2 separate regions of the Homo sapiens genome follow, and region 1 is linked to region 2. A link is a contact called in ENCODE Hi-C or POLR2A ChIA-PET data. All regions are on one chromosome and are shown on one strand. The core of a region is the stretch at or near the end of the contact, and the rest is flanking DNA. Distances in the headings are between cores, read along the strand shown.

Region 1 (3,638 bases), core at 681-3,180, 280 kb after region 2:
CCTTGGCTTGTGGCTGCATTACTCTAGTCTCTGCCTCTATGGTCATTGTAACCTCCCATATTGTGTGTGTATTCTCCTTCTGCCTCTGTCATGGTTAGTTGGGACTAAGTTGACACAGCTATAACAAATTTAAGCCACACACTAGATGACTTAAACAACAGTTATCTATGATAGTGTTGAGAAGTCTAAGATCAAGGTGCTAGCCGACCTGGTATCTGGTAAGAGCTCTCTTCCTTGTATGGAGATGGCTGTCCTCTCAATATATCCTCACGTGGCTTACAGAAAAATAATCTCTCTTGTGTTTCTTCTTCTGAGGACACTAATTCTGTTGGTGAGGGCTCCACACCATGATGTAATTACCTTCCAAAGGCCCCACCTCCTAATACCATCACCTTGGGGATTAGGATTTCAATATATACATTCAGAGGATCACAAAATTCAGTCCTTAACATTCTGTCTTGTAAGAATATTTGCGATTAGACTTAGGATCTACCAAATAACTCAGGATAATCTCATCTCGAAGTCCCTAACTTAATCATATTTTTAAGAACACTTTTAGCAAATACATTAACCTTTTCAGGTTCCAGGGATTAGGATGTGGATGTATTTTGAAGGGTTCATTCTTCAGCCTGCCACAGGCAGGGAGAGTTATCTTGTTAGAAAAGGGAGGTAAGGTTTGTAAAACTCCCTCTATGAACCAGACACTGCGTTGCATATTTTGTCTGTTAGCTTATTCACTCCTGGCAACAATTTCATGAGATATTGTCCACATTTCACAGATAAGAAAACTGTAACAGAGAGCTTAAAAACTTGTCCAAGATAACAGAACTAGCAAGTGGCAGATGCTTTAACAATCACAGTTTTTCAGCAGCCAAGTCACATTATATCGCCACCTCACTGATCTTATGTTACCAGGTGAACATACTCTGCTTTCCAGAGTGTATTGGATCTGGATGGGATCTGCTCAAGCTCCTTGTTTTCTGCTGAAGTCACCTTTAATATAAACTTGCCATGACAGGCCAGAGTGAAGGCACGCTTCTAGACAATGTCCTGTAGCCCTGACTGTACTGAATTCATGAGTGAATTTAGACATGTAAACTTTTTTAAATAAAATGCAAAGAAGCCGTAGTGACTACAGCACATCACATATCCTTATTTCATATCCAAACCGCTTCAGAGTTAATCAAGTGTTCAGTCGTTTTGTTGAATTAATCAACCACAATGATAAGCTGTTTATCTTGCCTATAGGAGGCAGAAACATTCAAACTGTTCACCTTCATGCACACTTTCTGTGTGTCTCTGTAAATTATTTTTAGTAGGTGCTGTAATTGCTGCTAAGATGGAGCTTCCTAAGGCTCTTAAACATGAACCTGTCCAACAGCTTTGCTTTGACAGAAGTTTTGCAAGGGTAATGAAACATTCAGGCAGGAACAAACTTGCCTAAGACACTTCATTCAAGGTCTAGTCTTGGGGAAATATTAACAATGACCTTCATGTGTCCCCCTTCAATCCAATTGAAATTAGAAAGCACATTACGATGAAATCTTTTTAGCACCATCTGGTTAAATGGGGTTTTCTAATTGTCTGTGTCATGGGCTAAGCCTAAAAAGGAAGAGTGGCAAGAAACTAATTCCCTACAGACAAAAGATGTGTTGATGCTATTTAAAACGCCTGTCAGGGCCTGGTTTCTGAATCCCAAACATAATGCTGCTTTACACGTAGAGTGGAGTAGAAGTAACCAAGAGATGCAGGGGGCTTTCTGTTGACACAAAACATGAATAAACAGATCTCAGGCAGGCTTTTCTAAGAGCATTCAGTATTTTGCCCCAAATGTAAACCTTTAACAGCTACATGTTTATTTTTGCAGAGGTGAGTCTAAAACACAAGCAGATTTTGGCGATCATTTGCATAGGAAGAAACAGACTTCACACTTGTGAGTCAGAGGTGTTTGCTTTGGAGGGTTGCATTTTCGCTTTCTATGCTGGGTGAAGTGAGGGTGTTGTCTTTCTGTGTCCCCTTCCTCCTATCTCCCAAACATCACCTACAGGCTTTCCCATGAGAATTCAACAGCTGTTCCTTTCCAATTCCTAAAGGTTTATGCTGTAGCTCTCCATTTATCTTGGACGTTCCCCCTGGGTTGAGCTTATTAACTTATTGCTTTGCCACTGCAGAATTTATTGCATAAAAGGGCTGGCTGCTGGCTGTGAGCTACGAGTAGTAAGTCCAGAGTTTAAGCCCTTATGAATTAGGGTACCAGATGCATAAGTAAGATAAACCTGTTCTCCTTCTAGCCCTTGGGATGAGATTTCTCCCTTCTGAACTCACCCTCCACAGAGTTAACAATTTAGATTAAATTAGTTCAGAACACAAGAAAGTAATTTTCATTTGTAAAGGGATTAGTTATTTTTCTTCTTCTTAGGCAAGAACAGCAATCTAAATACAAAGATATATTAAAATGGGATTTCATTTTTTTAAATGGCTTTCACTAATACAAATAATAACGTGAAAAGAAAGCTATTTGGGTAATGTTGAATAGCATCTGGCCATGGCATTTTAATAACTGTAGGTAATAAATTTAAGGTTTTAATTACCTATGCTAGTATTTTAATTGCTTTACTGAAGTATACCAATGTGGACTAATGATGCTTGTCAGGACCCTTCCTCCAGGAGGCTCACAGAGGTATTGATCTATCTGGTCCTAGGGTAATGTCCTAGGGCCACACAGAAGGGAACCAGAAAGGAAATAGTTTTTGGCTTAGAATAATTTATATTTCAAATGCATCTTAATCTGTAACAAATTTGGTTGAATGCTTTATACTGGGGAAACTCTTATTCCTGCTATAAAATTTAATCAAATGCATTTCATGGTAAATGAACTACTCAGGTTTAATGAATTTTTCTTTAAATGTGGAGTTAATATTCTATTTTCAAATTACTTTTGTCCAGTGAGTGTTTAAGTGAGTGATTACTCAAAAATTCTATGGAGTTGTTCGTAGACACTAGGAAAATGGAGATAAAATGTGAGTTCCTCATTTCCATTTGCTTAAAAAGTACAACTATTAAAAATAATCACTATGGAGATTCTAAAATGTTGGGACAATTCACACTTTTCTGTAGATCTGGTGACTTTTGAAGGAAATCGTGCGGTCTCTGCTTGCCACCTGCTCCTTTGGTCATAGATTAATAACATCTGACCAAGCATGAAGGCATGCTGGGGCCATCTGCCATTACACATAGCAGGATGTGTTTCAGCTTTCCCAAGTAGAATCCTGATTAACTACATGATGCCACTCTTAGTCGATGGTTATCCTATTGAGCTGCATGACCCAGTTATTTTGATAACAGGAATTTAGTACTCATCTTGGTCAAACCAGAACTACTTAATCTTTTTGGTGGTGGTTCAAGCAGTAGGCCATCTATATAATTTCCATGATAATTATGAGCTTTCTTTTCTATTTATGTAGTAATAGGATGTCAAATCAGACCTTTACGTTTGTCTCTATGCTTTGATGTGGTCTGCAAATTTGAGAAAAATAGATACCGAGAACCTCCACATTCTAAATGAATTGAATTCTCTTCCTTTCACGCCAACCCCTCACCTCCCACTGTCTTCCCCAAAAAGCACCCCCACCTTCACT
Region 2 (3,418 bases), core at 81-2,580:
ATCTGTACCCTGAATCTCAGGCTTAGGAAAGGGTTTCAGGATTTCCAAAATGAGGAAACCCCAAATATAAAAGTATGTTATTTGCTATAAATTATAGCAATGCCTTGCCTGTTGCCATTGTGTTCAAACTTCCTATCCATTATCAGGCTGAGATAAGAGCAGTGAAGTAAACTATTTCATCAGTAACACCAGTAAAAACTGGTGTCTTTCATTTTACTTTAAAAGATGAGAGTACAGACAGATAATCTCTGTCAGACTTTATTAAACTTTCTGAAAGGAATGATACGGTAAGTTGCCCAGAAAGAGCAATACTGCAGGTGTTAAATATTTTTCCACACCTTGGCCTCCAATACATAAATAGGAGATACATAACAAATAACACTAGCAATGATCATTATAAATTAGAACATCTGAAATCAGGCTAAGAAGTAAAAAGTACTGCATAAAGAAACTCTCGTTTATTTATAACTTTTTATTATAAGAAAATAAGACACTGTTCGTATAAATAAAAAGGACTTGGACACAATATTCTCTTAAGAGGGGTGGGGTTAGTTTCTGCAAGTTTTCTTCTTGAAATTAGTTGATATAAGAGGAATTACTCCAGGCATTTTGAAGTGATGTTTTTTCTAGAACTTCGTAATGTTCATCGGTGCAGCCAGTGAGAGAAGGCTGCTCTTTGTGACTGCAGAGCCATCACTTCCCAACATCATTACAAAAACAAACAGCTCGCCCTCGACTCCCCACATGACAATGGACCCGCATCTGTCAACAGACTTGCATTATGTGCCGTGTGAGAACATGACTGTGACATTTGCTCTCGTGACATGGCAAATTTCGGCGGCTTGTCTGTAAAGAGATTAGCATTCGTTACGCTGCAGCACCTTTCATCAAACTAATGACATTTCAATCAGCACATTTTCTCCAGTTTCGGTACTTTGCTATCTGAGCACAAGTCTCTAATTACGCTCAAGCAACAAGTTTCACATCAATCTCACAATTTATGCACTCACCATACACCATTGCTCCTCCAGTTTCATGCAAGAAGCGGAATCGATGATTTTTAAATAACCAGATTGTCAAAATGGTAAGGATGAGCAAAAAATTGAAGACAAGCAGCTCCACCGCTCCCTGATGTTGAAACTGATACTCATCCTTTTCTGACATAACCCTTGACTGTCTCTCCATTCCCCAGTCTTCTTGGGATTCCTTAGATAAAAACCTGGATAAAGGCTATTTTATCAAGATTTGCCTAAGACAGTCTGACTGCCTGAGAATTTCAGAAGAAACACTGCCACTTTAGTTGCTACTTCACAAGCATTCTGCCCTGGCTTAGTATTCAGATGGCTTCTAGTTACAACTTCCTGTTTCTCTCTTAAAGCAGCCCTGTCTCTTTTCAAACTCGAGAGTGTGTGGTTTCATCACTGACTCTTAATGTCTTTAAGTGATTCATCTCATGAAAATATCTTTCATACTGGACAAATCTGCAAGCAATGATGCTAAGATCTTGAATCACGGTCTTATTATTCCAAATAAGTCTTCTTAAGCTGCATAAATATGAACTGTAGATTAATAATAAAAAAGGTAGCCTTACACTAGCAACGTTTTCTAAGTTCAAAAAGCCAATTCCTGACTCAACTTCACCTAAATGCAAGATCTTTCCTCTCTAACCAAGACCTGCCAAAGTGATGGGGATTGATAGCACAGTTATCAATCAGCCTCTGTGCTCTAAATGGATCAGCATATTAGCCTCCTGAAAAGATATTACACTGCTTAGCCTGAAACTTCCGCCTCATAGCTCAAGTATCTCACAATGGGATTCACTTAAGGCATAGGGTTTCTTATAGGGTTTCTTATGCTCTCAAATCATGACTGTACATTGGTTAAGCAAACCTAAAGTGATTTCACAGGATTTTTTTTTTTTTTTTTTAGTTGAGAAGCAAGAAAGGATTTAGTATATGACTCTATTTGGCTTTATATAATTGATAGTTGCAGAGCAGCCTTTAAACTCTAAATCAATTGTTTTTCTTTTAACAAGAGAAAACAATGAAAGCAAAAGACAAATAAAATTCCATCCCCATCTCTACAACTGTACTGTTTGGATACGTTGAGACAAAAAAGAAAAAAAACAAAACACATTACTTCGAAAGAGAAACTCACGCAGCCATCCTCAGCAACGCCACATGCATGGATTTCTCTTTGTAGGGTTCCTGGTCTCGGCATCCAGGACCCACAGAAATCTGCAATAGATCACAACCTCCTCTGTCCTATGGCAAAACAATGTTGCTCACTGAGAAATGGTTCTGCCACCAGAAATGAAAGCTCTGTATTCACAGGATTCTGATCATAAGAGTGATGATTCTTCAGATCATCTTCCATGTGGCAGGTTGCTCCTGTCTGATTTCATATTTTTCTACTTTAAAATAGTTCAAGATAATACCATGGGTTCTGCAGCTTTTTTTTCCTTTTCTTTCTTTTTTCTTAGCAAATATTATGACCTGCTTGCTTTTAACACTTGATCCTATAACACATTTGGGTATATCCTGGGGTTAGCTGATTTTTTTTTTCATTTTACCATATCATTGTAATTTGGGAGTATTAATCACTTATGATCCCCATTTTGACACAATTAATGCTCAATTTATACAATGTGATTTCTTATTGAGTAGGCTGAGCCCAAATGCGTCCTGAAACAATTTTTGTCACTAAAAGCTAAAGGTCAAGCATGTAATATTATTGGGAGCTAACTACCTCCTCAACAAACAGTTTCACCATGAGAGCAAGTCTATCAACCCCTTAATACAAAGCTCTGCTGTTTCAGCATCTTTGCTTTGTGCAACTTTGGAAGCTTATTTCCTCTCTGAGTTTAACTTAGCAGAGGGTATTTATGTGTGCTGCAGATGTTCTTCTGACACGCTACCCTTTTTGGCAGGAATATCTGTGATGACTAATATTCATACTGTTTTGAAACCTATCAGCTAATGCTTGCAAGCATTTCATGGAGCTTTGCTAGCAGGTTCTACCTTTATGATTTTGCAACTCCACAGGTTCAGTCGAGTTGTCAGATATACAAGATAACACAAATTCAGAAACTTCCTGTCCTTTTGTTTTTTGTCATTATTGAATTACTTTGGTTTTCTTTTATCACAATTATTCCATCTGAGTAGAATAAACATTCTCTGGTTGATCCGTGACATCCAGTTTCACTCTTTTAACCAATGAAGCAACTTGACAAAAGATTAATGGCCCATAGAATGTTTTGATTGGCTTACACGTCTTTTTAAAAAGTTTTAGGTTTGATGTCAACACATTCAAATCAGTATATTTAACATTTAAAAAATCATATGGCTTTTTGCAAGAAAAACTTGTAAGATCTGGCACACTGGGCCCTTCTTACATGGCCACAATCTGTTGGGGCTGA

The links. Hi-C counts contacts between places; a loop is a spot of excess contacts on that map. ChIA-PET counts read pairs that join two places held with the same protein, here RNA polymerase II (POLR2A). Pooled maps may share reads with other maps.
Region 1: a loop to region 2 is called in a pooled map, with 5 times the contacts of the local background. The contact joins the enhancer-like site here to the promoter of SLC9A9 in region 2. A Hi-C loop is called at or near these places in 3 of 37 single-sample maps with no recorded cell type and 4 of 50 pooled maps. POLR2A ChIA-PET finds 5 or more read pairs at or near these places in 1 of 52 experiments (activated T-cell).

The regions. Positions count from the first base shown.
Region 1 is chr3:144,126,506-144,130,143 of GRCh38, forward strand. No RefSeq gene overlaps it. Among named protein-coding and RNA genes, the nearest start is that of DIPK2A, 160 kb to the left of the region's middle. RefSeq lists enhancers at 2,012-2,071, 2,152-2,251. Within about 2 kb of position 1,931, at least 3 of the 41 ENCODE cell types and tissues checked have a DNase peak (open chromatin) inside an H3K27ac peak, as active enhancers do.
Region 2 is chr3:143,847,138-143,850,555 of GRCh38, forward strand. SLC9A9 (solute carrier family 9 member A9) reads right to left here and starts at 1,331. Exons shown (of 16, transcript NM_173653.4): 1 at 1,011-1,331. The coding sequence starts at 1,185.